6 separate regions of the Mus musculus genome follow, and regions 1, 3, 4, 5 and 6 are each linked to region 2. Evidence: chromatin loops called from intact Hi-C (ENCODE). Cell type or tissue: heart. All regions are shown on one strand. Links, peaks and the distances in the headings refer to the core of each region. The heading gives the core; the rest is flanking DNA.

Region 1 (4,931 bases), core at 412-4,411, 580 kb before region 2:
TGACATCTGATGCCCTCTTCTGGTGTGTCCGAAGACAGCAACAGTGTATTCATATACATAAATAAATAAATCATTTTTTTAAAAAAGAATAGGTTAAAAAAAGTACTCTATGAGAGGAAAAATTTCATTCTCAAAATAAAAAATTTTTTTCCTCTTCTTCCTGTTATCAGTAGTTCTGAATGTTAGATAATTTTTCCATGGGATCAAAGGTACCCAAGTATATGATTGGGGGGTGGAAACATAGGGGACAGAATCAGGTATTGGTAGCTTCTCCACATTCATGTGTGAGCTTTTAATATAAATTCAAGATGTAAAGCATTAATGCAAGCAAAATGTTTCAGTGAACACGTTTTCAACAGTTCAACTTTATAACAATTTTAAATAAACCTGTTAGATTTTTCTGAACAATGCCAGCATTCGGATTTTTAAAACATAAGTAAATTTATATTGACAGAAACTAAATGGTGTTTGTGACATTTTTATCATCCAGTAGAGTTCATCCATTCACTATACCTTCTGAGTTGCCCTGTGTACAAGTTTTTAATATTGTCTGTCCTCTGCTTTTCCTATAAGTTTGCTATTAAAACACATTAAACTCTCTCTATATGAATTAATTCATATATACATATATATATATAACAAATATATACATATATGTATGTATCTATATATATAATTCATATATACATGTATATGTATATACTATTATATATGAATTAAATGGTACAAGAATTAAGTGAGCACAATGGCTCAGTGGCTAAAGGGCCTGCAACCAAGCTTGGTGACCTGAGTTCCACCACCAGGTCGCACACAGGGGAAGGAGCAAGCTGACCCCACAAATCCTTCTCCCCTACCGCCTGTTTAATATGCAGTGCTGTTTTGCTGTCTGGGGTTGGATTTGGCTTTTAACAGCAGATAGTTTCTGTCACTCATTACCTCCCAAAGACTTGTGAGGAGATGCCTAGACCACAAAAACAAGGAGCCAGTCAGTATCACGGGGCCAAGGGCCCCTCTGATAGTCTCAGCCACAAGAACACGTGTTCTCTTCTGAGGAGTGACGGCCTCTGACTCCTGCTGAGTCAGAATTTCACTCAGCATTTCCCAAACCATTGAGGCTGGATAATTTCATGCTTTCAAACCATCACTATCACGAGAGTCCACTGCACACAGGACTCCCGTCGCCAAGAAAGCAGTTACCGCAGGGTTCCGCCAGGGCGGCCTGGGCTAGAGATGGGGAGGTGGAACTTCCCATTCTCCCTTTCAGAAGACGATTAGGAAAAGGGTCTTTAAAACTGGCTCTTTTTCTGACTGTTTACCCAGAAGGATAACACTTGTTAACTCTGAATGCTGTATTTTTGAAAGTGTAGCTGGTAGATACAAAATTCCAAAGGATTTTAATTTAAACACACAAAAAAACTATTCTGCTTTTCAAAAATGCAAAGTAAGCTTTTTTTTTTTTTTTTGCAAAGGCCTCACTGGCAAGTTGGGAACCTTTATTGTCTCAGGGTGAAGTTAGCACTTGTGGGTGAGTGGGTGCCTTCTTCTCTAGGTGCCTAGGTGGACTGAGCCCAGCCTTCCTGTGACTTTTTTGTGAAGCCATGGTTGTGTGAGTTAGTTCTACTCTGACCCTCCCATCCATCCGCACATCTGCCTTCACACAGCACAGCTGCTGCCCTGAGATAATTCATACGAGTGCTAGGCTATCTAGGGAAGCAGATAAGATCCTGTCAGTCTCCTCTGTGTGTGTGTGTGTGTGTGTGTGTGTGTGTCCCACACACACACGCCCTCAAGCGCCTTGGAACTGACCTGTAACTCATTGTGATCCTCCTGCAGCAGCCTCCTGAGTTCTACCATTAAAGGTGTGCAGGACTACCCCCGGCTTTAATAAGAAGAATTCTCTTGAAGAAATTGTTTCTTGTGGAAAAAAAAAAAAATTAAGAGTCTTCATTTCAAGAGGTGGGAGTGGGGGGAGGAAGAACTGAGCATTTTAGTGAGTCTCCTGTCTTATCCTGTAAGGCCAGCAGGGGGCACTAGCTTGTCATCTACAGAAGCTGGAGCCCTGCTGATAATGTAGTCTGGGAATCGGTAAGTGGCCCAGATTTGTGCTTTCCCCTAGTGCCAGAACCTATCCTATGGAGTAGTTAACTCACGTGCTTTCTATTAGAGTCACAAAATGGCATATATAACGGGGTCATTGGGAGACTTAAAAGTTGACAGATAGTCTGAGATACTAAAAGGGGTACACGAGGCTCGGTTGGTAGAATGTTTACTTAGCAAGCAGGAATTTCTGAATTCAGTTCCCAACACTGCAGGACATGGGGTGTGATGGTGAATGCCTGTAATCCCAGCACTCAGGCGGTGGAGGCAGAAAGATGAGAATTCAAGGTCATCCTTGGTTATATACTGAGTTCCAGCCAGCCTGAAGTAGGTGAGACCCCTGCCATCCTCACCTCCACTCCCCTCAACCAAAACGAAGCAGAAAAGAACATTCTGGAAGCATTGGGTATAAACGAGGAGGATCCTGGGGTACTGGTCTGCCTGGGCTGACTAGAGACCTGCTTCAAAAAAAAAATATGAATGAGCAAACACATTTCAAGAGGATGGATGCTTGGTTCCCTCACAATGCCGGAGGAACAGTTTTGTAGACAGCCCTCCTGCAGTCCGTGGTCAGTACCTTGGGATACCGGTCATCAGGTGTGAGGGACTGAGTGCTGCCCGCATGGAGTCCTTTTCCTAACTGAACCACAGCAGGTTTGTTGAGACAATAGTAGACGTGATGGAGACCCACCCACTAAGAGATATAGAGACCACCATCAGCCTGAGCAGTCCAGCACCAATCCCACACAGTCGCAGGCACTAAAGAACATGAGCATGACCCTCGATGGCTGCTTGGCCCTCTCTTCTCAGAAATGTGTGTTCTCCTCCTATGTATTTCCTATGCTTCGCCCATTCCCCTGTGGGTTCCCAGGCAGAAATGGTTGTGTAGCCTGGTGCCTTCACACTGTTCCTGGCCTGTAGGGTCTGCTCAGTACATAATTCTAACATAAGGGACAGGAAACACCGTAAATAATTCAGGACAGTGCCTCTACAAGTCTCAAAGTATGAAACTCAAAATATAGTACCCCTCTCCCAGAGGATGCCTGAGACCACAAATAGAACTGAATCCTGTATACATACTATGTTTTTACATCCATGTGTTACCTGTGATTAAAGTCAACTTATAAATGAACTGAAGGAAGAACAGTAGCAACAATAATAGCAACAAGACCGTGATAGCAACACTGTAGCTATAGTTCTACCACTGTGGTCCCTCCACACATTTCTGCCTTCTCCAGGAAGAACTCTACAGCTTCTCTTTGGCATATTCAAGTTGCCAACATCCCCGGGACTCTGAGGACACAAGTAAGACAGGGTGACATAAACACAGGGGTTGCCATACCCAGCGGGAGACCTGAAGACCAGCATAGCCACTAACCGGCTCACAGGCAGGTAGCGCATACCGTGTGAATACTCTAGACTGGCAGTGGATACTCTAGGCGGGCAGCGCATACCGTGTGGATACGCTAGGCGGGCAACACATACCGTGTGGATACGCTAGGCGGACAGCGCATACCGTGTGGACACTCTAGGCGGGCAGCGCATACCGTGTGGATACTCTAGGCGGGCAGCGCATACCGTGTGGATACTCTAGGCAGGTAGCGCATACCGTGTGGATACTCTAGGCAGGTAGTGCATACCGTGTGGATACGCTAGGCGGGCAGCGCATACCGTGTGGATACTCTAGGCGGGCAGCGCATACCGTGTGGATACTCTAGGCAGGTAGTGCATACCGTGTGGATACTCTAGGCAGGTAGTGCATACCGTGTGGACACTCTAGGCGGGCAGCGCATACTGTGTGGATACTCTAGGCGGGCAGCGCATACCGTGTGGATACTCTAGGCAGGTAGTGCATACCGTGTGGATACGCTAGGCGGGCAGCGCATACCGTGTGGATACTCTAGGCGGGCAGCGCATACCGTGTGGATACTCTAGGCGGGTAGTGCATACCGTGTGGATACTCTAGGCGGGTAGTGCATACCGTGTGGACACTCTAGGCAGGCAGCGCATACCGTGTGGATACTCTAGGCGGGCAGCGCATACCGTGTGGATACTCTAGGCAGGTAGTGCATACCGTGTGGATACGCTAGGCGGGCAGCGCATACCGTGTGGATACGCTAGGCGGGCAACACATACCGTGTGGATACGCTAGGCGGGCAGCGCATACCGTGTGGACACTCTAGGCGGGCAGCGCATACCGTGTGGATACTCTAGGCAGGCAGTGCATACCGTGTGGATACTCTAGGTGGGCAGCGCATATAGTGTGGATACTCTAGGCAGGCAGTGCATATGGTGTGGATACACTGAGCAAAGCATGATTCACTTTCCCCGCACGCCGAGTTGGATGCCGAGCAGCTGCAAGCTGCTGAGGAGGAGTTTGCCTTGAACTCTTGGCTGCTCACTGGTAACTGAAACTGTGGCAAACCAAACTGCTCCTCAGCAAAGGTTCCGGTGCTGACCATAGATGCCACAGAAAGAGACAAAGCACCTGTGTGCCTGGGGTTCTGGGGTGAGGCGTCTGCTTTGCATGCAAAAGGCCCTCACTTCAAGTCCCAGACTCACAGCTCCTGCCGCCATGCTAGATAGGACATTAGGAGGAAAACTACCCTGTCCAGTCCTGAACACCTCACAGTCGTGCAATGACACATGCAAGAATGTCACTAAGAACTGGCAGGAACTAGGGTGAGGGGACCTGACAGAAACACTTCAAGGGGCCAGAGAAAGCTCAGGGGATGACACTGAGGCTGCCACTCAAGAGAGTCTCCATGGAAGAGGGAAGAAAAACCTGGCAGGCGGTGGTGGCGCACGCCTTTAATCCCAGCACTTGGGAGGCT
Region 2 (4,931 bases), core at 427-4,426:
ACTTAAGTCATGCAAGGTCTGAGGCCAAAGAAGGAATAGAATCCTTATGGAGACCCATCTGGCTACACCCTGCCAAGGTGGCCTAGTGTAGGGCAGGCAGGAAAACCAATGTACTGACAATGGTTATGCTGAAAGTCTTCATGGATTCATCTTTATATCAACCCAGTGAGACCAGATTTTTTTTTTTTTAACAGATAAGGAATTAAAGGCCCAGAGTGGTCAAGTAACTTGGGTAAGGACACACAGAGCATAGCTGGTAAGCCTGAGATTTGAACCCACATATGAACCTACTTTATTTTTCTCTTCTCTTCTCTTCTCTTCTCTTCTCTTCTCTTCTCTTCTCTTCTCTTCTCTTCTCTTCTCTTCTCTCCTCTCCTCTCCTCTCCTGTCCTGTCCTGTCCTGTCCTGTCCTGTCCTGTCCTGTCCTGTCCTGTCCTGTCCTGTCCTGTCCTGTCCTGTCCTGTCCTGTCCTGTCCTGTCCTGTCCTGTCCTGTCCTGTCCTGTCCTGTCCTGTCCTGTCCTGTCCTGTCCTGTCCTGTCCTGTCCTGTCCTGTCCTGTCCTGTCCTGTCCTGTCCTGTCCTGTCCTGTCCTGTCCTGTCCTGTCCTGTCCTGTCCTGTCCTGTCCTGTCCTGTCCTGTCCTGTCCTGTCCTGTCCTGTCCTGTCCTGTCCTGTCCTGTCCTGTCCTGTCCTGTCCTGTCCTGTCCTGTCCTGTCCTGTCCTGTCCTGTCCTGTCCTGTCCTGTCCTGTCCTGTCCTGTCCTGTCCTGTCCTGTCTTTTCTTTTTTCTTTTCTTTTCTTTTCTTTTCTTTTCTTTTCTTTTCTTTTCTGACAGGGTTGTTATGTAGTCCTGATCTTATCAGACCTTCTTGTCTCAGTCTGTTAAGGCCTGGGACATAGACATATACCACCATAGTCAGCTTGCAACCCGTGTGTGTGTGTGTGTGTGTGTGTGCTCTTTCACTATCAAGGGAATATTTCTTTATCCCTGGCGTAAATTGCTAATTCTTTCCCTATTCGCTGGCTGACCTTGCCATCGCTTTCCCAGTTCAGTTTGTAAGTGTGTCCTGAAGGGATGGTGAGGTGGCTCAGTCACCAAAGGTTTGCTTTGTAAGCATGGACAGCTGAGTTCGATCCTTAGAATCTGTACAGATGCCAGGTGTGGTACTCTTATTTGTTATCCCAGCACCAGGGAAGCAGAGACTCCTTGGCCAGCCAGGCTACTCGCTTGATGGGTTCCAGGCCAGTGAGAGACCCTGCTTCAAAAGCAAGAACAAAGTAAAGGGTATGCACAGAATGACAGCTGAGCCAGGTATGGTGACACATACCTTTAATCCCAGCACTGGGGAGGTAGAAAAGGGTAGAACTCTGAGACCAGCAACTTCCAGGACAGCCAGAGATACACAGCAAGACCATCTAAAAAACAAAACAAAACAAAACAAAACAAAACAAACAAACAGGGGTGGAAGTTGTTCTCTGACCTCCACACACAGGCATGCACATATGAGATACACACAAATGCATATGCACACACAATGTATGAGAAGTTAGCAATTCTTAGCTGTTTGAGTAATATATCCTTGGAGAGAGGACTTTGCCATTTTGGAGTTATATGTAAGCATGTTGTAGGTTTTGTTTGTCTTTATTTTATTTTATTTTATTTTATTTATATGAGTATACTGTAGTTATCTTCAGACACACCAGAAGAAGGCATCAGATCGCATTACAGATGGCTGTGAGCCACCATGTGGTTGCTGGGAATCGAACTCAGGACATCTGGAAGAGCAGCCAGTACTCTTAACCACTGAGACATCTCTCCAGCCACCCCCCCCCCAAAAAAAAACCGTTTTAAGGCTTTTTAGCATACACACATGAACATTGGCTTCATCTGGAATTTATTTATATTTAGAATGAGTTGTTATCACTCCTTTTTCTTTGTCTTGTTTTGGGGAAAGGGTCACACATAGCCCACACTGCCCTTGAACTCACTACATAGCAAAAGACAACCATAAACTCAAGTTCTGCGTCTCCAGAGCTGGAGAGCTAGACCACGCTTGGCACATGCAGGAGGATTCTGGGGATGCTAAGTGACCAGTTTTCAGGAATTACCAGTCTGGTGCTCAGACAGAGCTACAGAAAGGTGGCCGTGCCATTGGGTCTTAAGCCAGCTGCTCACGTGAGGTTGAAGATTCTCAAGGTGTGGAGGGCAGAGGGCAGAGAAAAAACTTGTGAGCGTCTCATGCTTAGAGTGGCCTGGAGCACGCTATGCAGGCAAGGTTGGCCTTGAACTTGATCTCCATGTCTGGGATCACAGGTGTGCTGTCCGAGTCCCTCAAGTGCCCTTGACATCCCGAGGCTGTTGTCTCAAAGCCCTTTTAGTGTCTTCCTGAGACCCTAAGCATAAACGCGTCTAAGAAAGGCAAGCTGCACATTTCATTCCTGTGTCTCACAGGGGACTCTAGTGACTCTGGAAAATGTCCCTGGTCAGAGGGGCTGGGCAGGAAGGTGCAGGCGGAAGACCGGGGATCTGGCTTCTTCTGGATGCCTCTTTGTTTGTGGAGGGGAGCAGCGTGGGGGGAGCACCCGCCCTTTCTCCTGTTGTCTGATCCTGCTTTCCTCTTCCCATCTGTCTTTCCTGGCCTACGAATGAGGTCAGGGACACTCGGGGGGCTCAGGTGATTTAGAATGCTCAAGACTCGGAGGCACAAGGGAGCCGGTCTTTGAAAAGTTTCTGATCCTTCGCCAGAGCCTGCTCCTACCTTGTCTTTCCCTAAAATCCTGCTCACAGGCCTGGTTTGTCTCCAGGCTGCTGCTGGCTGATCCAGCGCAACTCGCAGGCGCCTCTGGACGCTGCTCTGTCGCCGCCTAGTGGCCCAAAGCGGGAAAGCACCTTTTAAAATCCCGGGCTCTGGGTATTCATTGGTTCAAGCCAAGCCTCAGAGCAGCTTAGACTTTCGCTGTCTCCTTCCCGAGAGGCTTCCTTGGGTGCTGTTTCCATCCTGGGCTATTTCCTTCCTCACACCGAGGCTCTTTCATGAGCAGAACCAACAATTGAGTTTTAGCTTCACTGCTTTCCTTTAAGCCTCAGTTTTTCCATCTATAAAGTGGGAAAGAAAAGCCAGCATTGGTCTTATAGAGCCTTTATGAGTAGGACAGGAATGTAATGTTGTTTTATTTTTAAATGCCTACTGCATGACATTAAACAAGGCTAGTGCAAAGCTAAGATTCCATCAAATATATAATATATAACAATATATAATATATAACATAATATACATTCTATCTATCTATCTATCTATCTATCTATCTATCTATTTGAGAGTATACTGTATATGCTGTGCACCCATGTGCACACACACAGGAACCAGAGCAGGATGCCTTCTCCTATCACTTTGCCTTATTGCCTCAAGACAGGGTCTCTTGCTGGGTGGGAGCCCACCACATCCACTCTGAGACAATTCTAGAATGCAATGAAGAAGCTGCAACCCAAGCCGTGGTGCGGTGGGATCTCACAGCTGCTAAATTGGAGGATGAATCAAGGCAGATATGAGATTCCAGGACAAGTGACATTTCCCCGTGGTGATGGGGATGGGGTGGGGTGGGGGGCAGCAGTCTGTGCGATGGGAAGGGCACAGTCACTGTGGAGGTCTGTGGCGCTCAGTCTGGGGCTCCATCTAGAGAGGGGCTGTACCTTCATGCAAGGGCTCAGGGAGGCGATGTGCACTTAGTCTATGACTTTTCTGTAGCTTTGAGTGTCCTTCAATGAAATGTAAAGAAAGTAACCCCAGAGTGGGTAAATCCATGGGAGTGGGTTACGGGCACTCTCTGCAATTTAAAATGAATTTACCGTGCTTCAGTATGTACAGTCAGACAGATTTGCCATCTTAAATTGTTCTTTATCTAGGGCTGGGGAGATGGCCTCGCTGGTAAAGTGCTTTCCCTGCAAGCATGTGGACCGGAGTTCAAGCTCCATGCCTCTGACTCTTTACTCAAAAAAACACTGAGAATATGCATTTTGAAATGTCATTCGTGTGAAGACAAATTCAGTCCAGGCAGCTGTCTTCTCAATCATCGCGGGTTACAGGGCCTGGCTTGCTGTGCTGCAGAGAGATGGTGGCTTTGCCCATTGGATGTCCAGGCTGAGTGCTTCCCACCCACTCGAGGGCATTTCCTGCAGGTGCATCGTTACCCCTCCCCCCAAAGGCTCTAGCAAGCAGGCTCTGGGTGCCAAAGAACAACTTAATGTCAAGTATCCTTTCAGGGCTCCCATGCTAGCTGCTAGGGACAGGGTGTGGGAGAACGAAAATTAGGAAGTCCTTAGGGATCTGGGCGTAGAATCTGGAGAGGGCTGGCTGCTGGTACAGCCATGTGGCAGCTGCCACTGTTGGCAAGGGCTGGGTGGCTGGATCTATGAACACCGCCTACCCCCTGCCTCAGCAGTGATGATGGGAGGGTACCTCTTGTCTTGCTTTTACCATTTGGGCATTTGGAGCCACCTCAGTGTGGAGGAGGAAGTCTCTGCATCCTGAACTTGTTTGCTGTCATAGGTGTCTGCTGGCCACAGGTCTCATAGACCAGAGGTTCCTGCAGTGGGCTTCAAGGCAGAATATATGGGAAGGTTTGAGAGGCTAACTGGATCAGGTTGAAAAGCGGTTGGATGTGGGTCTCTGCCAAGCAAGTGCCCTACTATTGTGCCCCAACCCTCATCGGTGTCTAAAGTTATAAGCAGAATTAATGACTTGGACTGGGTCTGGGTGGGGTGGGTGATCTGGTGATTGGGTGTAACTGGGACTATAGAGTAACCATCCTTCCAACATCCACAGCCTGGCACTCTTTCCTGTCATCTATGTCCTGTCTTGCCAACTGTTGTATGTTCAAGACCTACTAATATGAGATTGGTTGTTCCTTCCCTTGACAGCCCCATCCCAGGCCC
Region 3 (4,931 bases), core at 469-4,468, 170 kb before region 2:
CTGTAACCTGGACACAAAAACCCCCAACACATTCGCGATGGCCTTCACTGCAGTTTTACAGCTTCAGTACAAAGTGACTGCCTATGACTCAGAAGGCTTGCTGGGAACTGTGTGTTCTTAAGAAGCCAAGTTAGGAGTCTAGGGACCTGGTTCATTTGGTAGAGTGCTTGCCGGACCGCATGAGGACCAGAGTTGAGTTTCCCAGAATTCACATGAAAGTCTGGGTGTGGCAGCACACAACTCCTTCATCTGGAGAGGACCCCTGCAGGTTTGCTGGACAGCTAGTCTAGCCAATGAGTGAGAGACTCTGTTGAAAACAAATATGGTAGAGAGGAGTGGAAGCCACCCAATGTTGACCACTAGCCTGCATACACACACACACACACACACACACATACTTGCACATGACATAAAGTACAGGGTGATGGTGTCTCTGAGAAACTCTTTCCAGGGAGGCTTAACAGAGAGAAATGTGTGATGTGCCCTTAAAGTACACAGGCCGCATCCAAGGATAATGCAGCATGCTTGCCCGCCATTGCTTTTTCCTGTGCCAGAGTGCCCACCCTCTGCAGACATCAGACACTTGATATTAGTGATATTAGTGACTCTACAGGGAGCTCCCAGGTTCTCAACACCCGGTTGAGGCTGCTGAAGCAACAGCCTTCACAAACTGAGCAGCAACTGGGTTCTCAGTTTGCAGCAGCCATCACTGGACTACCCAGCTTCTATCATATAAGCCAATAAATCTCTTTTCTAATGTAGATTCAACCCGTTGATCTGTCCCTTGAGTGCCCTACCTAGTACATTGTGCATTGAAAGATTTAGAGAACATCAGGCCTTTCCTGATTCCAGTCACCCCGTCAGCACCAGGGTGGAGCAACGCCTTCCCAGCTGCCCCCACTCTCTTCTGGAAACCACGTCTTAGCTCCAAGTTGGGCACAGGATGCTTGCATGCTCACAGTACCCCCTTTGCTTTGCTCCTGTGGGGCACGCAAGTAGCCTTTAAACTGGCTAAGAAGAAAGAGAAAGAGATCAAAGCGAGAGATTGGAGGGTTGCAGGCACCAGTCTGAGGCCTGCATCTTTAAGCTAGGTAACCCCACAGCGATTATCCGGGCGTAATTACCAGTTGAAGGGCTGATGAAAGAGCTTGAGACCACCAGTGTTCATGCACCTCCAGAACACGCCTGGAAGACCATGGAATTTGTACTGACCAGTCTGCCTGCACTGGCCCGTTTACTTCCCGCTTCCTCTGATAATTCTATAATGAGCCACCGGGTTCTTGTCTCCTAAGGCACACATGTGCATGTCCTGGACAGGGTGACAGGAAGAGGCGAGGTTGGGTTTGTGCTGTGACACCGATGACAAGTACCAGTGATCCAGGGACAGTGGATTCTGGCTGCATTTCTCTTTCCTCCTTCCTCCTGCCTCTCCGTCTGGATCTTCCTTCTGGATCTGTCTCCAGTCACTAGACCGGACTTTCTTTGGCATCTGCTGCGTTCTCAGGTCACACTGGCTTGAGCAGAAATGGGCTCAAAGGTGCTGTGGCTGGGGACATGATGAGTCCCAGGACTGAAGCTGCGACCGCTCCACCACACACAAGCACGCACGCAGCACGCACTCTCTTTCCGTTCCTCTCTTCATATCTCTTTCTCAGGCTTCCTTTCTCACGTAAGCCCTCTTTTAATGTCTCTTGGTAGCAGATAGCCCTCACATCGGCTCCACTCCTTATACTCAAGAAGAAAGGGTACTTCTCCCCAGCAACAGACTCAGAAATCCCAGAGTGGGACCCTGGTTGGCTATTCTTCAGTCACGTGGCTTCTCTTGAGCCAGTCATTGCACCCAGAGGGAGGAGGTTCTATGATTGACGGGACCTGAGTCACATGGCCACCCTGTTGCCTTAAGGAGCACGTTGAAAGTTCAGCTCTGCTTTTCTTTCCAGAGGTCTGGTCCAGAATCTCCTGGTTCTAGCAAGCTTGACACATACATCCCCTCCTGCCTCTGTTCCTTCACCCTGCCAGGCATCTTGTTTCATTGGATTCCCATAAGTAACACAGGGAACAGACACTATAGAGTCTGTTCTACAGGTGAGAAACAGAATCTGAGGACCTCAGCGAGGACAGCGAGGGTGGATGCATGCTAAATGACAAGAGGGTGAGAAGAATGTGTCCAGCTTTCCAGGAGAAACTTCAGGAGGTGAAGCCTTGCTGGGGGAAGTCTGTCACTGGGGACATACTCTCTGGAACAGCTAGAAGGATGCCTCTCAAGAGTATGGCCCCTGGTGTAGGTTGGGTCTCCTCACTTCTGAGCGGCAGGGTATGAAGCTTTGCTGGGAGCAGGAGAAAGATGTTTTCCCACCACAAGCAGATGGCGCTGCTGAGGATGCGCATGTCTTTAGGACATCATCTGCAGTCACTCCCTCTAGTCCGTATGGTACTATTTTGTCCTCAGGAAGATGTATGATACCCCTTTTCTTGGTCTAGCCTGCTCTGATCAGTGGAAGATGGCAGAAATGACACTGGGCAGGACCTGGGAGGAGCCTAAGGGTGCCAAGACACTGGGTTATAAACAAGAGCCCAGCTAGAGATGGGAGGGGAGGGAAGGGAACACCATGTGGAAGAGGGCTTGGTGCTTCACACAGGAACATCTCAGAGACTGGTGATCCCAATGGAGACCTGTAGGAGTGGCAAAGTGGCCCAGCTGAGTCCTGCCAAGATCCCTGTAGAACTGTGAATACCAAGTGTAGAACTGTGAATACCAAGCTGTGTTGCTTGGGGCAACTGTGTTGTGCTTTGCTCTGTGACCACGCACAGCAGATCCTGGTGTTTCAGGGCACGTTGCCTTCCACATTTCACAGCCTACATTCCTCCTGTGCTCTGTGCCTGGTCCTTGTGAAACTTGCCTCTCTCTCATCATGTCTGAGGAAAGCGTGTCCCTGTTACCCACTTTTGACATTAATAATGTATGGAAGGGAAGTGCTTCAGGCCTTGGGGATGAGGTGTTTCTCTAGGAGGGCGAGATGGAGTGAACTGAAGGTGCATGCCTGCAGTTCTTGCTAGAGAGACCATACACCCTTTCCTGTAGCTTGGGGGAGTGTGGAAGGATGCTATGTAGGCTTGGTCATTATGATGCTATTAGTGGTTAGTCGTTACTGAACACACACACTCTGCATGCAAAGTTGTACATTCTCTAAATGTGGTGGGCCCTCTTCACTGTCAGCTTGGCTGGATTCAGACTCACCTGGGAGACACAATTCTGGTGTGTCTGTGAGGGTGCTTTCCAGAGGCTTAACTAAGGTAGGAAGACTCAGCTTGAATGTGGGTAGCACCGTCCCTTGGGTTGAGGTTCTAGATGGAATAAGAAGTAGGAAGTGAGCAGAGCCGCAGCATCCTTCTCTTACTCTGACTACATATGCCAGGTGGGAAGCTGCCTCACATTCCGCCAGCATGGCTTCCCACCGTGATGAGCTCTACGCTCAAACTATGAGCCCAAATAAACTCTTCCTTCCTATGTTTGCTTTTGTCGTAATCAGAAAGTAACGAATGCCCTAGGGATGCTGGTAAAATACAGAAATGTCTAAAAAATCAAGCAGGCAGAAGAGCCCATTTAATGCTATTGCCCTGCCGTAAGTGGTTGTTGAGGTTTGATATGAGATGTGCACCCCACCCCATAGACCCATGTGTTTGAACACTTGCCGCACCCCCCCCCCACCCCTGCTTGCTGGTGGCACTGTTTAGGAAAGTTTATGGAACCTTTATTATAAAAGTATCTTTTATTGGCCAGATATAATTGTTATCGCGGAGGCTTACTGCTGAATAAACTCACCCTTTCTAGTTCTTTCTGAACCCTGGCTGGCTGATTCAACTCAGCTGTTCTAGCCTTTCAAAACCTCTCCATGCTGACTGATTCAATCTGGCTTCTCTTGGCTTCTCACTCAATTGATCTGCTTGGCCTCATACTAACTTTGAGAAGATGTTCTAATCTTCTGGCTCCTTCTCATACTCTGGCTCTCTGTGTCTTTACCTGTGTCTACCTTATTCATTCATGACCTGTCTCTGTCAGACTGTCCATGTAAAATCTGCCCTACACCGTCCTCCCCTCTCTGTTCTTCTAAGCAGCCTCTCTTTCCTGTGCTGTTCTTGTGAGACCTGGATGTATCTCATCTCCTGACTCATTCTGTCAAATCTTTCTCTAATTCATCACTTTGTCTGCCCCTCAGTTAGATGTCACTTTCAAACATGCCTGCTTCCTTTTATAAACTAATTTTACTTTCATTGTTAGTGATTAAAGGTATATATTAAGGGTGTATGTGTATTCCAGCCAGACCATACTGTAATCCAGAGTGTGTCTGCATTCCAGCCAGATCATACAGACCTAGAAGGTTTTTTTTTTTTTTTTTTTTTTTTTGCATGTGATCCCTTGCCAGAGCAGCTGTGTTGGTGGTTTAAGATTCCTCTACATCTAGGAGGTAGAGCCTTGCTGGAAGAAGCACCTCACAGTGTGTGTGTGTGTGTGTGTGTGTGTGTGTGTCAGACTTTTGCTTTACTTCCTGTTACTTCTCTCTATGTCTTATGTGTGGAGGAATTGTGATCAGCCAGCTTCTTGCTCCTGCTGCTCTATCTTCCCTGCTGTGGTGGAAGGCATGGCAGTTCCCTCAGGAACTGTAAGACAAAGTAAGTTCTTTCTGTCTTTTTTGTCAGGGGATTTTATCAGAATGACAGAAGAGGAACTATTGCAGAGGTGTTACCAGTTTGGAATGTTGTCTCTTAGCCTTTTCTACTAAGTGGGTATACACTGAGTGTATATACACACACACACACACACATACACACACACACACACAGAGAGAGAGAGAGAGAGAGAGAGAGAGCTCACAGTTTTCAAAAGGGGATCTTTTGAAAACCAGGGCCATCTCTCTTATGTGACAATAACC
Region 4 (4,931 bases), core at 484-4,483, 260 kb before region 2:
AATCCGGGACTGATTCTCCAGGCTTTGACACTGTCAAATGCCAGTGATGGGTTTAACCTGGAGCGGCTTGAGATGCTTGGCGACTCCTTTTTAAAGCATGCTATCACCACATATCTGTTTTGCACGTACCCTGATGCTCATGAAGGCCGCCTTTCATATATGAGAAGCAAAAAGGTAAGGCACGATTCTCGTTCTGGGCTGTTGCTTCTTCAGTGTGCCTGAAAACAGGCCAAGTTACCCATGGGGAATTCTCCGTGAGTCGGTGCAGCTGCTACTCATTCGAGTTCATTAGGGCCAGTGAAGCCCATGGAGGCATTGCCCAGTAGTGACGTGAGGGCACCAGTGGTACAGCCAGGCTTCGGGCTGACCTTCTCTTACTGGGAAAAGTGCAGTTTAAAATAAACCTTTGTGCAAATGAGGAACCATTTTGCAGATGAAAAAACTGATGCCCAGACAGTGGGATTAGCTTGTACCGGGTTGTTCACTAGTCCCAGGTCGTTCACTAGTCCCAGGTATTTAGGGGAGTATGTCTGAGACTAGAGGCCTCACCTGCTGGCTGCCTTCCCAGTGTTCTTAAGACAGGCCACGACAACTGTGACATCGTGGACATGGTGGGTAGTGGCGGCAGCAAGGTTAGGAGGAAGACATTGAGGAGGCTGTCAGGGCTGCTTACTAGACGAAGATCAGTCAGTGGAGACATGTGAAATAAGAATACCAGACCCTATTAAGCAGGAAAGATACTACTTTAACATCTCAAAATTTCATCCATTCGTCTGTTCAGACCCTTTTCACTTCATTTCCTGCAGAAATATTTATTGTTTCCTCTGCCTGGTATCAGGTGGGTTCAGCATCTTCTTCCAGACAGACCCTGCCTGAACTCCAGCTTGCCAGTCTTAACACAAGCTCCATGCTCTCTGGACAGCCTGTGTCTTTGCTTCAAGCTAACCTTCCCTGTGTCTTTGCTCAAGCTAGCCCTCCCTGGGATTGTCCTCATTGCCAACTGCTGCTGGAATTGTGCCTCACAACAAGTCCTTAGTTGTAGCCTTTCTGTTCCACTGAGCTTTTCTCTTGACTTAGAATATTTTCCTCCTATTGCTGTCTTCCTCTTGGGATGCTCTCACATGTCATGGAAAAGGAAACCAACATTTATGTATATTGGTTCCATGGTAGACAGCTGAGAGGTGTGTTGACTCGTGGTAGTTTCAAACACAGCCTGCTACATTGCAAGGACCGTTTCTCTGTCTCTTTGCACGCTTTCTACCAGACTGTGGCCAGTGCTGATTGTGGGTACCAGATGCTGGCTAAGTAGCATCTGAGTTACATGGAAAGGGCTCCTGAAGTATTCCAGTAAGGTTTTAGAAACAGGGAATGAGATTAATGGTGATAGCTGCTAGTCTCCAAGTGAGAACTAGACAGAAATGTCAGGTTTTAAGTAAATTAGGGTCATGGTAGAGCCATTAGGAAAGGCAAAAGGACTGGAAGGAGGATAGTAAAGCCACCTAGGTGGTGTCCTGCGCAGCAGCTGTTCTTTAGCACCTTTTACTCCAGTGCTGAATGCTATCCACCACACAAAGAGCAATATTTGAGAGTGAGAGGGTTGGTGTCACATTATTGATGCTTAGACTCAAGAGATAACAATTGTTTTGTATGGTGATGGTTCTCACCTTACAACATATTCATCCCTTTTCTCACTGAGAATATCATGACATCTTGAGTTCCATGGTCTTGACAACTGCTCCCAGCCTCACTTGTCATCTTGAATTTCATATTGTCAGTCTGTGATTTAAAACTTTGAAATTGAACTCTTTCTTTGACTTATTTATGAGGAGAGGAGTTTATATACATTAGGTTTTTGTGGATTCCATTTTGGATCAAATATTTGACGTGGAAGGCTGTCTAGTACTTGGAAATCTAGAGTTGTTATTTTAACTGTGTAGTCCTTATAACTGCTGACCATCGTGCAATACAAAAACACTGGCAAAAATGTATTGGCACACTGTATCTCCCAGCCATGGCCATGTATGGGTAAGTGTTTGTGACTCTTTTCTGCCGAAGGTCAGCAACTGTAACCTGTATCGCCTTGGCAAGAAGAAGGGACTGCCCAGCCGCATGGTGGTGTCGATATTCGATCCTCCTGTGAATTGGCTTCCTCCTGGTTATGTGGTAAACCAAGACAAAAGTAACTCAGAGAAGTGGGAAAAGGATGAAATGGTAAGCTCTCAGCATGGAGCTTTTTGTTTGTGTTGACTGAAGAATGTTGTTTTTTGTTGTTTTCTTTCTGCTGTACGTTTGCCATGTAGTAGATATTTCATGTGTTGGCAGGCCGTCTGTGACTTCAGAAATAGTGTTGGTTTTGGTGCAGTGTGATTTCTCTTACCTCCCCTCCCCATTCCAGAGGCATAAACTTCTGTTATGTTTCCACTTAGAAATAAAATCAGAGCCCTCTCAGATTCCTTCCCTCTCATGTTACAGTGTAGCCTTAGCCATTTGCTGGAGTGACTCTGCAGTGACCTGTGATCTCCAGGCTGTGTCTGGAAGAATTCAGTTCAGCACAGACTAGCTTGGGCAGTGCTAGCTTGGAACTATTTCCTCTTGCCAACCTGACGACAGCTCGCCGCCGCTGTATGGGAAGGTTGCAGTGTACTACTATAAAGACTTTAAACCGGGCCACAGACTGGAGAATTCTCTTTAGTAGCTACAGCTTCCTTTGTCTTGTCCTCAAGCCACCAGGGGGCAGCCCGGAGGCCTGGACTCCCAGCTTGTGGCTGGGGGTCAGTTGTCTTGTACTTCTTTGAAGTTCTCATCTGTTCAGGCGTCTCGCTTGCCAGATTTATTTTGTATTGATGACAAATGGGCTCGCATTATTTCATTTTTACTTCAGGCTTTAATGATAATGCCGTTTCTGTTACAGGTTTGTGACTAGTATCTTCCCATGCCTTGTTTCTGACATTTCTGTCTCAATGAGTCCTAAGTGTCTGTAGGTGGTGGGTCTCTGAGGCCTGCTCTGATGTAGGCCTGCTTGCTGAGTTTATTTATAACTCACGTAGGATTTGACTTATCACAGAAATGCAACTTAGCTGGAAAACATTAAGAGCATTTTAATGCAAATTAAGTCTGAGGATGGCATTTGCTATTAATTTATAACACACACACATACACACACTCTCGAATACATGATGCACACACTCACACACACTTAGAAAAGTGAAGAATTTGAACCTTAGAAAAAGTACTTCATTTTTACTAAAAACAGGCCAGCAGGCCTCCTCTTCTGTCTAATATTTGATCCTTTAGGTAGCAGTGACATGCCAGGGCATTCCTGCGTTACATGTTACAGCGTGGACTTGTGTTTTCTGTCCTTTTCTGCTGACTCAGTCCTTCGTTCCTAGCACACACTCTCAGACTTTCATCTGGTGCCGTACACATAATCACTAGGGAGTCCCAGAGTCGGAGTGGTTATGGACGCAAGGTCCTTCCAGTTCCTTCTGCCCCTGGGTCACAGCTCAGTCTCTGAATGCCTCCTAGGAGAGAGAGTGAGAACAGTAGACTGTACTATCAAGAGATACACACACACACACACACACACACACACACACACACACACTTTTCAAATGCCTTTTGTGTTTTGGAGAGCATCTTTGAAGTATAACTCCTTGTGAAAATGAAGAGTCTGCACAGTGCCAGGGATGTAGAAGACAGCGCAGGATCACTGGGTGACAGCACCATGTTACAGGGCATGATTTATGCAGGAACTCTGCAGTTTACAACCTCAGGCTAAATAATGTCAAGTTGGCCCATCTTGTCTTAAGACCTAAATAATAAAGCTGATGTGGTGGCACATGCTTTTCCCATCACTTGGGATACAGAGGTAGGTGGGTCTCAGAGTTCAAGGCCAACCTGGTTTTACATAGTGAGTTCCAGGCCACCCAAGGCTACACAGTTAGATCCTGTCTCAAACAAAACAAACAGAAACAGACATTAGTTAAAGTCTTTCATGTTATCTTGGAAAAATGGGATAGTTTCTTGAGGTTTGCTGATAGCTGGGTACTTGGTCTGTACAAGGTGTCTATTCACCTTGTAGATACTGGTGCCTGTAGAGGCCAGAAGAGGGAGTTGGATCACCTGCAACCCTCATTAGAGTTGGTTATAAACTGCCATGTTGGTGCTGGGAACTGAACCCAGATCGCCTGCCAAGAGCAGCCAGTATTCTTAATCTCTGAGCCATCCCTTGGGCCCCTGTTGATGTTTAGTGTTTTTTATTTTTCAAAAAAAAATATTTTTTTTTGGTTTATTTTTTTAGTGATTGCATGTGGTTACATGGCTAGACTCAAAGCTATTTTTCTTTCAGGCAAATACAGAGTTTCTATCTTTTGTGAGTCTGGTTTAAACTGAGATGTATGCTTGTTTTAAAGTCACATGGAAAATAGTTTGAAAGCGTTTTGTCACAATTCCCTGGAAAGTTGTTCCATTCAAAGTTGAAGTTTACAGTCCTGCATTTGCCCTCAAGTAGGGTGGTGGCGCTGTGTGTGACTTTATGGCATTGCAGAGATTGGGTGGTATCTTAGCATTGCAGAAGATGAGGTCACTGCTGAATCATAGCCCATTATTAAAGTTGTCACTCACAAACAGCTTTTGTCAAAGAAATTGGATTTAGCAAAGATTTTGACAGAAATGGGATTGTTTTGTTCCATTTTAGTCTAATTTTTCTTCTGTTTTGTCAGCCTGCTATGACCTGTTGGCCTGAGTACCACAGCTCTGAACAGAGGGCGAAAGAATAATTTCCCAAATTCATATCCTCTTTCAATGGGCTTGTTTAGTTTTTAGTTTTTAAGCAAAGCAGTTTAGTTTTACATTGGAGCAAATGTTTTTTGATTTGAAGTGGAAGTAGAGAGAGAAACTGTTATAATGCCCTCCTATAGTTTTTAGTGATA
Region 5 (4,000 bases), core at 1-4,000, 500 kb before region 2:
GCCAGGCTTTGGCTTTCGCTGCCTCATCCTTGTGAGGCTGCAGAAACACATCAGCTTCAAAGCTGGTGTTATTCCCCCTAGGTTGTCAAAAATCCTAAGAGCAAAAGGAGATCTGGACAGAGGCCTCCCTTCTCAGGCCTCGTCCATGTCTGGGGCTTCTGTGGGGCCTTTACTTGGTTTGTGGTGGTTTGGATTGAGCCCAGGGCTTCCGACACACTAGGCAAGTGCTCTGCCGTGGAGGCTGTGACTCCACCCCTTACTCTGTCCTTACTCGCTGCCCCTGTTTGGTAGTCCATTGCTGGCTTTAAATGTTCTCAGTGAATGGCTTATCCTACGGAGGGAGCCGCACATCACCAGCAAGTCCACCCACCCACTCCCCACCCTCTATTCCAGTCATATCAAATGACCTCCAGTCCATCCCACACGGGGGTGGGTTCTGAGTAGCTTAGCCAGGGTCCAAAGCTGGGATTGAAGCTTACGCTCCAACCTGTGGACCCCTGATCCCCACATCACAGCATCTGTCAGGACTCCCGGGAGGAGGAAATGTCACCCTAGGGGAAAGCCGTGGTCTTCTTAGACAGATAAAGCTTACGTGACTGAGCAACAATGCTGGCAGTCTCAAATGCCAGCAGTGTCATCTCTCAGTGATCATTATTTTATCATGGTGACCACTGTGACAAACCTTTTGTGATCCCAGTTTGTCAGTGTTGGGAGTAACAGCCTCACTGCCATTCTTCTGCCTGTTGGGAGTTCTCTGACATTCTGGATGCAAGGCTGGAAAGATGGCTCTGTAGTCGAGAACTTTTGTTGCTCTTGGAGAGGACCTGCGTTTCCTTCCCAGCATGCACATGGTGGCTCAGAACCATCCACAACTCCAGTTCTGTAGGTATCAGGCACACTCATGATGCACATAGATATAGGCAGGCAAATGCTCGTGCACACTCATGATGCACATAGATATAGGCAGGCAAATGCTCGTGCACATTCATGATGCACATAGATATAGGCAGGCAAATGCTCGTGCACACTCATGATGCACATAGATATAGGCAGGCAAATGCTCGTGCATATAAAATAAATACGTCTAGGGCCCATTTTTAAAAAGAATATTTTATGTGTATGAGTGTTTTATCTGCATGAATGTCTGTGCCCTTATGTGCTACATCTGTGCCTGGTGCCTTTGGAGACCAGAAGAGGACATCAGAGTCTTTGGAACTAAAGTTAAAAATAGTTATGAATCAATATTTGGGTGCTGAGTACTGAACTCAGGTTTTCTAAAAGAACAGCCATAATTTTTAACCATTGAGCCATCTCTCCATCCCTAAAAACCCTTTTTAAAAAACTTGCATGGATGAGAATCTCATATTACTGGCCCTGCCCACATCTCCCAGCATGCTTCATGGGGCCCTTGATTGGCATCCTTATCAGCCAGGTGGGGTTCTTGAGCCACTGGGCATCTGTGGCATGATGCCACCTTCTCTCTCAGGAGCTGGAGGCCCGAATCCCAGAAGGCCAGCACCTCTTTGAGAACCTGCTTCGTCTCAGGCCGGCAAGGGACCCCTCCAACGAGCTGGAAGATCTGCGCTACCGGTGGATGCTGTACAAGTCCAAGCTCAAGGACTCTGGCCACCTGCTGGTAGGTGCTGGGGCCAAAGGTTGGGGGTCCCAGGAGGCAACCATGTCTCGGGGAGACAGAATTGCATCTATGCATGTTCATTCCTGCGTGTCCATATTATCAGGCCACGGTGGCTGCTTAAAGGAGGAGAGGAACACTCTTGGCTCTCAGGTTCTTGTAATATTATTTATCCATCTTACCTCCCAGGGAGGCTGGAGTCTATGACTAAGGGCAGTGACTCCTGCTTAGTACATAAAGATGTCTTGCTCCCTCTGTGTTATAGTTTTACATCATTTCCCATTTGATCCTAGAACCACCTTCTGCTGGAATAGCTGCATCCCAGACTCCAGGGGGAATAGCTGAGTCCCACTCCTAACCCCAAGGCTAGAAGGGCCACATAGCCCTTCACTGGGGCGTGGTGTTGCCATGGGGATGCCATATGGAGCTGAATCCTGAGCCTCGGCTCCTCTCTTCCTGGCTAGCCCTTTTATCTCCTGGACCTCCTGTCCCTACGAAAACCATTGGTTAAGATAATGATAGCCTTTGTTAAAGACCATGACCTCCTAACTTGCCCGTGTAGGAGAGGGTCTGGTGACCAAAGCGAGACAAAGAAGTTAAGTGTCCTGGGTCCAGGAAGGAGCGGGTAGGGTGGCTCCCTGGACCCCACTTTTCAGCCACAGCTTGAGGCAAGCCAGGCTTTTTTGGCTCTGCAATTGCCAGGTTGGCCACTAGGTGTCAGCTCAGCCCAGGCCATATCGACCACATTCCGAGCCCTGGCCAAGGCCATCCAGACAGTGCCACCTGGACCTGAAGTGTGTTAAAAAGCTCATTAAATGGGATCCCCTGCTGGTGCAGGCTGTCCAGATGACCAGCAGTTTGAACAAAATACTCCCCTGACAGAATGAATATTCTGTTACGGGGGTTCTGCTGGGGTTTAAGTTTTACGCGCCTAGCTGACTTTTTTTTTTTTTAAACCCCATTTCTTCTCCTTTCCCTAAAATAACAGACCGAGAGTTCTCCGGGGGAGCTGACTGCATTCCAGAAGGTACGTGTCTGCCATCTGTTCCACACAGCTAGAGGGCAGAGAATGTGCAAGGCTTGGAGCCTGTGACTCTGGCGCAGGGTGTCTGGGTTTTCTAGAATGTTCCCGGAGAGCTGGAGATCACAGATGGAGAATCAGCTTTGGTCTGTAATGGGCTGGGCCCCCGAGGTGTGTGTTCTCAGGAAGCCCCAGGCTCAGGGAGGGATTGAAGTGTGTGTAGATGACTTAGCCTTGACGTGAGACTGAGAAGGACCCTGGATTTGTCATCCAGGCCTCGGGACACTCTGGAGAGAGACTGAATGCTGCACTGATTATACCTGTGACAGCAGATGTAAACCAGGACTGGCCCAGGAGCCTGGACTATCCCAGGCAAATAGATCTTGTGGCCTTTTTGGCCCCAGGGGACTCATTAGAAAGGGTGGTGGAGTCCTTTGCTCTGCCAGACAGGCTGTGCCCACTGCTGTCCACTGAAACACTTTGGCTCTTCCCGTACTGGTCACGGCGAAAGCGAGAACAGTGCCAGTTCCTGCCCTCTAGGTGGCACCCCTAAGGTGACACCAGGTGTCACACCAGATGACACAGCCTAGGATCTGGGTGTCAGGACTGGTGCTCAGTGGCCTCAGTTCTTTTTGCAGTGCTGTTTAAGGTGCTCCGGGTTTTAGAGAATGCACCCATGATCCTTAGACTCATGCATGGGCTTGGGCAGTAAGTCGTTGCTCTGCCTGTGGCAGAGGATGGCTGCCCGCTCACTTCCTGACCAACTAGCAATGAAGGGAGAGGGAGAGGCTGGGAGAAGGGGAGGGAAAGAGAGAGAAGGGGTGGGGAGGAAGGGGGAGAGGGGGAAATTGAGTACTGAGACCTGGGCATAAGCTTCAGCCAGCTAGGCTCCAACTCTCATAGTCTCTGTAACCTCCCCTAATAGGGACAGCCACCTAGGGGTCGAGCTGTCCAAACCACGATTCTGTGGGGACATCTGCAACTCAAGCCAGGACAGTCGTGGCTGGGCATCTCCATGCACTCTGCCACTCACAAGGAATAGCTTCCTTAACCCAGCTCTAAGCCCGTGGAGGGAACATCATGGAGACAAGATGTGCCCAGCAGCATGTGACTGCTAACTGGCATCAGCCTCAGCACCTAATGCTTTGCTGTCTCACAGGGTGCCTTGGAGGCCTCCCTGGGGCTCGGAGGGTCTCCCCAATCCTGTCCCTTGCTGTCCCCAGTGTTACCACTGTTTTCTTGCCAAACGTTGACCCTAATAACGTGAGTCCACAGCACAGTCTGGTTCAAAGGACCCGGCGTCACTTCAGATCCCTCGTGCCCCAGAGTCAGCATCCCTGGTGTGG
Region 6 (4,931 bases), core at 382-4,381, 110 kb before region 2:
TGGATCTCTTGTCCTTCCTCCTGTTTGTGCCACTTGGCTTCTGATTCTCAGGCTAATCTCACCCGAGGCTAATCCCTCGGGTGGGGATTGCTCAAGCCATATAAACTGGCTGGCCACTCTGCCCTTGTCTCACCAGACATGTAGCTAGTTCTAGATGCCATTCATCTGCTCCCAGGTGTCCCCATGGCACTCGTGGCATAAGCTGTGACACATGTGCCCATAGAGTCATCTCTCCAGATTGTGGCCCTCAGGGGCTGTGCCCTGTGACTGGTGTGCAAGCCACCTTTGATGATGAGCAAGCACTTGAACAAATGCTGTTGTAACAGAAATGGTTCACAGTTCCAGCTCACTTATGCCTATCTCAGCGGGACACTGCTAGTGTGGGCCACAGTCCCTCACTGTCACCCTTTCATGACTTGAGGTGTGCTGGGGGAGGGTCTTTCCTGGGAAACAGGCTGATGTCATTGGGCAGACTCCTACCGGTGAGTCATCTTTGTGAAGCTAGCCAAGCTAATGTGGTTGGGAACCTTCTGTGACTTGGGCCAGGGTGGTGATGCACTGGCCAGGTCTGCCCAGGACACACTGCTGTGGAAGGTATTAGTGTTCCAGCCCCTCTCAGATTTGGTTACAGCTGGTGACAACCACAGCATCAAGACAGCACTACTGGAAGCTGCCTAACTCTGCAGTCTGAGGCTGTGTTGTCCTTATCCATCTCAGCTACCATGGTGAGGGCCAGCAAGGGGGGGACCCTGGTGCGTCTGGTATTTACAGAGCCACACATATGCAGGGCTCCAGCAAAGCTGGGCTTAGGCTGTGGACTGATAGGCTTTTAGCAGGCTTAAGGAAGGTGTGTGTCTCCTCTATAGAGAGCCTACCCACAGCTGACCACTTGGTTACTTTCACTGCTCAGTGGGTCATCTGTCCTGTGTGCCTTGAAGGTCCTTATATGACCTCCCGCAAAGCTCATCAACCCACAGACGTAGTTAATGACGGCATCATCTGCTTCCCTGTCTCTATTGGAGGTTCAGAGGGGAGGAGACTCGACCAAGGTCACAAAGCTCCAGTCTCAGGCCCCCCACAAGCCAAGGAGCCTGCTGGGTGCACAGAAGGCTGTGAAATAGAGCCAAGTACATGGTCAGGCCTCACTCCCTGCTCCAGGCTAATTAGAAGGGAGGCTATTCTATTCTTTGAGGCCTCTCCGGATTCTCCAGGCAGGCTTCCTCCCTCTCCTATGTGACTGCTCTCTTCTCTCCTTTCCTTACAGATCACAGAAGCCTTCCCACCTCTGTCTACTTTTCTTGGATGAGACTCAACTTAGACCTTACACACACACACACACACACACACACACACACACACACACACACACATACACACACACATGTTCCAGGTATCCCAAAGGAGTAGCCTTGGTTGGCCAGGCTGCCCCCGTGTGGATCAGATCAGGGGAGCTCTTGGGCTTCAGCTGTAGGCTGGGACCTCCCCCCATCCCACAAGCCCCTAGAATTCCAGGCCAGAGTGTGTTCTCATTAGATGCTGGAGGGAAGAATGTGGTGAGTGAGTCACCACCTCTTTCTCCACTGCTTTGTCTCAGTCAGGATACTCCAGAGAACTGTCTTCTGTCCTCAGGACCACCCAAGTGCACCGGCATCCAGTGAGCTAGACCCACAGTGGGGAAGACAGCATCAGCCTTTAGATAGCACCTGCTGTTTACTTGGTACCCTGCACTGAGTGCGATGAGACACCCTCCCTCTAGGGATAGGAGTCAGAGCCGAGCAGGCTTGGGGGCTATATTGCTGGTTTGCAGGATTTTGCCTAACTTATGCACTCAAAAAACAGTTTGAAGAATGCTGAAAATATCAGGATCAAAATGTGTCAAGTGCCAGTGATTTGGCCTCTGACCTCTTCGGGAGGCATCTCTGCAGGTTCGTAGGGCAACTTTAGCTTGAAGTATCAGGCATCACTTGCTTGGGAAGCTGGAGGCTGTAACTCAAAGATCACAAAGATCACGGGTTTGGTAGGATTGGTTCTCCCGGGTTTAATTCGAGGCCTGTAGAGGGTGCTTCCCCCTCTGTGTTCACATCCACGTCCCTCTGTGTATCTATGCCCTAGCTCCTTCTAAGGACAACACTCTCATTGAGTCAGGATCCAACTCCATGACCCCATTTAACCTTAATTGCACCTTTTAGGTCCTGACCCCAATGAAGGTCACATGTGGGAAAGAAGGGTATAGCTCCGTCGGTCATCATGGCCTTAAGGGTACCACCCACCTGGACTCAGAGTTTGGCTCCCTACTCAGAGTAGTAGCCACTTGAGTGAATCATTGGGCTCAGATCCTGAGCGCCTAACACCCGTCCCCTTCTCCAAATGGCAGAATCAACCGCCCTGCGAATTCTAAGACTCGCAGTGTCATCTAAAATTATTTCTGGGCTGGGGCATCCTGGTGAGTGGGTGTGGGTAGGGTCCTAGCCTGGCTGGAGCACAGGATGCCCACCAGTGAACTTGTGAAGGTCAGGCTCGAAGGTGAGCTAGGCTGAGCAGAGCTTAGGGACATTTGCAGTGCAGAAAGGTGGAGAAGGAGCTGAGCAAGGAAGCCAGGCAGGGCAAACTGCAGAAGAGGGGAACATCCTGCAGAGAGTGGCTTCCATGGGAAGGATTGGCACAATGGGGTCGCCAAAAGTAGGCAATGGGATGCTTTATAGAGGTGACCTGAAGGGGGCAGTGTAGGGCTAAAACCTTCTCTTAACTATTTACCATGTCCTGTGGCATGCAAGGCTTCACTACCCTGGACAATGGTACCCTTTCCTCAATGCAAGTGGAGCTTATGAAGGGTCCTGAAGGACTCCCGGAGGCCTTGATGGGGGAGCGGAGAGGTGCAAGCTAATCCCAGCCTCCAGCCAACCTCCACATCCACAAGCCTCCCTTGTCCACCCAGCTTGGCCTTCCTCTCCAGCGGGCACATCCCACCGCTGTGGCTGCGTCAGGAATTACCTCTCTTTTGGGCCAAAGACAAAAAAGAATGCAGGCTGCTTTCCAGGCTTATTAAATTACATATGGCGTATTCTTCCCGAGCGCGTCCCGTCTTAGTGGAGCTTAGAGCTGCACTCAGGCCAGCCGGGCTCCGGTTACCTGTAATGAGTGCAGCGATCCGGGGCTTAGCGATAATTCTGCGCTGATTCTCTGTGCTCTGGAGCCCTGTTGGCCAACTCGGCCCACAATGAAGATCAACACAAGGCCCCTTCCACCCAATGTCACTGTGCGATCCTTGGTCCTCACGGGACCAACACCACCCTTCTCTCCTACTTAAGAGTGGCTGAATGCCCTCAGGACAGATTAGACAACCGTTTACACCCCCTTGGGGAAGAAGGAAAGTTGGAGCAAGAAATAAAAACCCAAGCCCCCCTCCAAAAAAAAAAAGTAGCTAATTCCATCCTGTCAGCAGTGGATATTAAAGCTACAATAGTACTACTGTTGAGTTTTAATTTAATTTTCAGAAAGGTAAGCAAAGCCCCCAGTGCAGGCTATAGAGGAGGTGCTGGACCCTTTCCCCCCCTGCAGGCAGTCTGGAGTTTTCCTGGGGCCTGGGAAGATTCCCAGCCTCAAAGAAAAAAAGAGTCTAGCTCAGTCACAGCTGTATTACTGAGCATCTACTTTGCGTCTGACCTTTGCCATAGCCTGCAAGCCTTGTAGTGCCTCTGAGGCAAATGTGGTCATCTCTGTTTCATGGAAGGAGAAACTGAAGGTTAGAAAGGCGGTGTGATTTTGCCGAGGGTGCTCAGGCAACAAAGAGGCCAAGCTAAGACCGGGCCTCCACCCTTCCTGGCTCTGTGGGTTTTCCAGTCATGAACCAAGTTCTCTGCTGCTGCTCAAATCCTGGCGACTGGAAGGTACCTCACTGACTGTGCCCCACCGTGATCCTCTAAAGCAGCTAGTGATGTTTCTTAGCTGTCAAATGGTGCTCACATCCTAGCTCCATTGGGAGCCCTGCCTTCTCCTCCTGGAACTGCATTCCTCTGTATTTGTGGGACCCCTCTTCCCTAGTGCTGGGATTAGGGTTCTGTATAGGTTACCCAAAAGCTAACTATCATTGTATGCCCAGCCTAGAGCTAGGCAGGGAGGAGGCAAGTACCCACCACTCCCCTGGGAGTCTCTCTACTCCCCATATTCCCAAGATCCTTCAGGAGAAACAGAAAGGACAGCCAGAGTGAAGTGGAGGCAGAGAAGGCTTCCCAGCATCAGCCAGCACTAGGGGCCACACCAACTCCCCTCACTGACAAAGGCTACCATGGCAAGTAGCCTGTGAGGCCAGCTGGAGGTGCCCACTAGCAGGAAGAACAGACAGAGGACACCAGGGACCTGGGAACATGTTTCCTCTAGGTGGCTCTTCAGCATTTTCAGGATCCCTGGGACATTAAGTGGTGCCTACAATGACTTCCAAGAGACAGACAGATTGGAATCTCAGATTGACCACAAGTGTGTAGGGTGCCTGGGGTGTTTTCCTTGTCACTTTTTGGTCCCAGTTTTTACATGTGTGTGTGTATGTGCTAGAGAGCACGCTCCCGCACGCACATGCACACGCACATGCACACACACAGTTCCACCACTCCATGCCAACAGAGCATCTGGATCTACGTTGACAAGTGTCACCTTATATTCCTGACCAGGACATGAGCGTCTGCAAACTCTGGCTTTACCGTTTAGGGAGAGTTTCTCATCCATGCTGAGAAAATCGGATCTCTGTTTTTCAGCTGAAGCATCAGAGAAGCAGCTATAGCAGACATACTGGAACTCAAATGTGATGACATCAGGCCTGTTTCAAGGACTCTGCCGCAGCCCTCAGGCTAGACACAGTGCGTGCGTGTGTGTGTGTGTGTGTGTGTGTGTGTGTGTGTGTGTGTATCTATCTGTCTGTGTGTGTGTGTACACGTGGG

The links. Hi-C counts contacts between places; a loop is a spot of excess contacts. Peaks named below come from ENCODE experiments on the same cell type or tissue, not always from the same donor. Only the 100,000 strongest peaks of a DNase experiment are listed, where the experiment ranks them.
Region 1: it touches region 2 in a loop (3-fold over the local background); 4 of 42 quality-filtered maps call a loop at or near these places.
Region 3: it touches region 2 in a loop (2.0-fold over the local background); 2 of 42 quality-filtered maps call a loop at or near these places.
Region 4: a loop joins it to region 2, with 13 times the contacts of the local background. A loop is called at or near these places in 16 of 42 quality-filtered maps.
Region 5: a loop joins it to region 2, with 6 times the contacts of the local background. A loop is called at or near these places in 26 of 42 quality-filtered maps.
Region 6: a loop joins it to region 2, with 2.1 times the contacts of the local background. A loop is called at or near these places in 4 of 42 quality-filtered maps.

What each region holds. Positions count from the first base shown.
Region 1 is chr12:105,022,564-105,027,494 of GRCm38, reverse strand. It overlaps Gm46375 (a long non-coding RNA gene), which reads left to right and starts at 739. Exons shown (of 2, transcript XR_003950255.1): 1 at 739-4,931. In heart, for the core only: a CTCF peak has its summit at 2,021 (motif pointing right); a DNase peak (open chromatin) is centred at 2,035.
Region 2 is chr12:104,438,181-104,443,111 of GRCm38, reverse strand. It overlaps Gm40562 (a long non-coding RNA gene), which reads right to left. Exons shown (of 4, transcript XR_872954.2): 4 at 2,954-3,095. Among named protein-coding and RNA genes, the nearest start is that of Gm40562, 6.7 kb to the right of the region's middle. In heart, for the core only: a CTCF peak has its summit at 2,863 (motif pointing left); a DNase peak (open chromatin) is centred at 2,841; H3K27ac peaks cover 447 bases; H3K27me3 peaks cover 2,114 bases.
Region 3 is chr12:104,611,316-104,616,246 of GRCm38, reverse strand. No RefSeq gene overlaps it. Among named protein-coding and RNA genes, the nearest start is that of Gm31573, 49 kb to the left of the region's middle. In heart, for the core only: a CTCF peak has its summit at 2,360; a DNase peak (open chromatin) is centred at 1,816; H3K4me3 peaks cover 381 bases; H3K27ac peaks cover 919 bases.
Region 4 is chr12:104,697,645-104,702,575 of GRCm38, reverse strand. It overlaps Dicer1 (dicer 1, ribonuclease type III), which reads left to right. Exons shown (of 27, transcript NM_148948.2): 21 at 1-174; 22 at 2,056-2,211. Among named protein-coding and RNA genes, the nearest start is that of Gm31573, 37 kb to the right of the region's middle. In heart, for the core only: a CTCF peak has its summit at 2,730 (motif pointing right); no DNase peak of the experiment used is centred there.
Region 5 is chr12:104,938,242-104,942,241 of GRCm38, reverse strand. It overlaps Syne3 (spectrin repeat containing, nuclear envelope family member 3), which reads left to right. Exons shown (of 19, transcript NM_001042699.2): 17 at 1,487-1,636; 18 at 2,622-2,660. Among named protein-coding and RNA genes, the nearest start is that of Syne3, 58 kb to the left of the region's middle. In heart, for the core only: no CTCF peak of the experiment used is centred there; DNase peaks (open chromatin) are centred at 1,601 and 2,331; H3K27me3 peaks cover 665 bases.
Region 6 is chr12:104,544,366-104,549,296 of GRCm38, reverse strand. No RefSeq gene overlaps it. Among named protein-coding and RNA genes, the nearest start is that of Gm10000, 73 kb to the right of the region's middle. In heart, for the core only: a CTCF peak has its summit at 2,711 (motif pointing right); no DNase peak of the experiment used is centred there; H3K27me3 peaks cover 298 bases.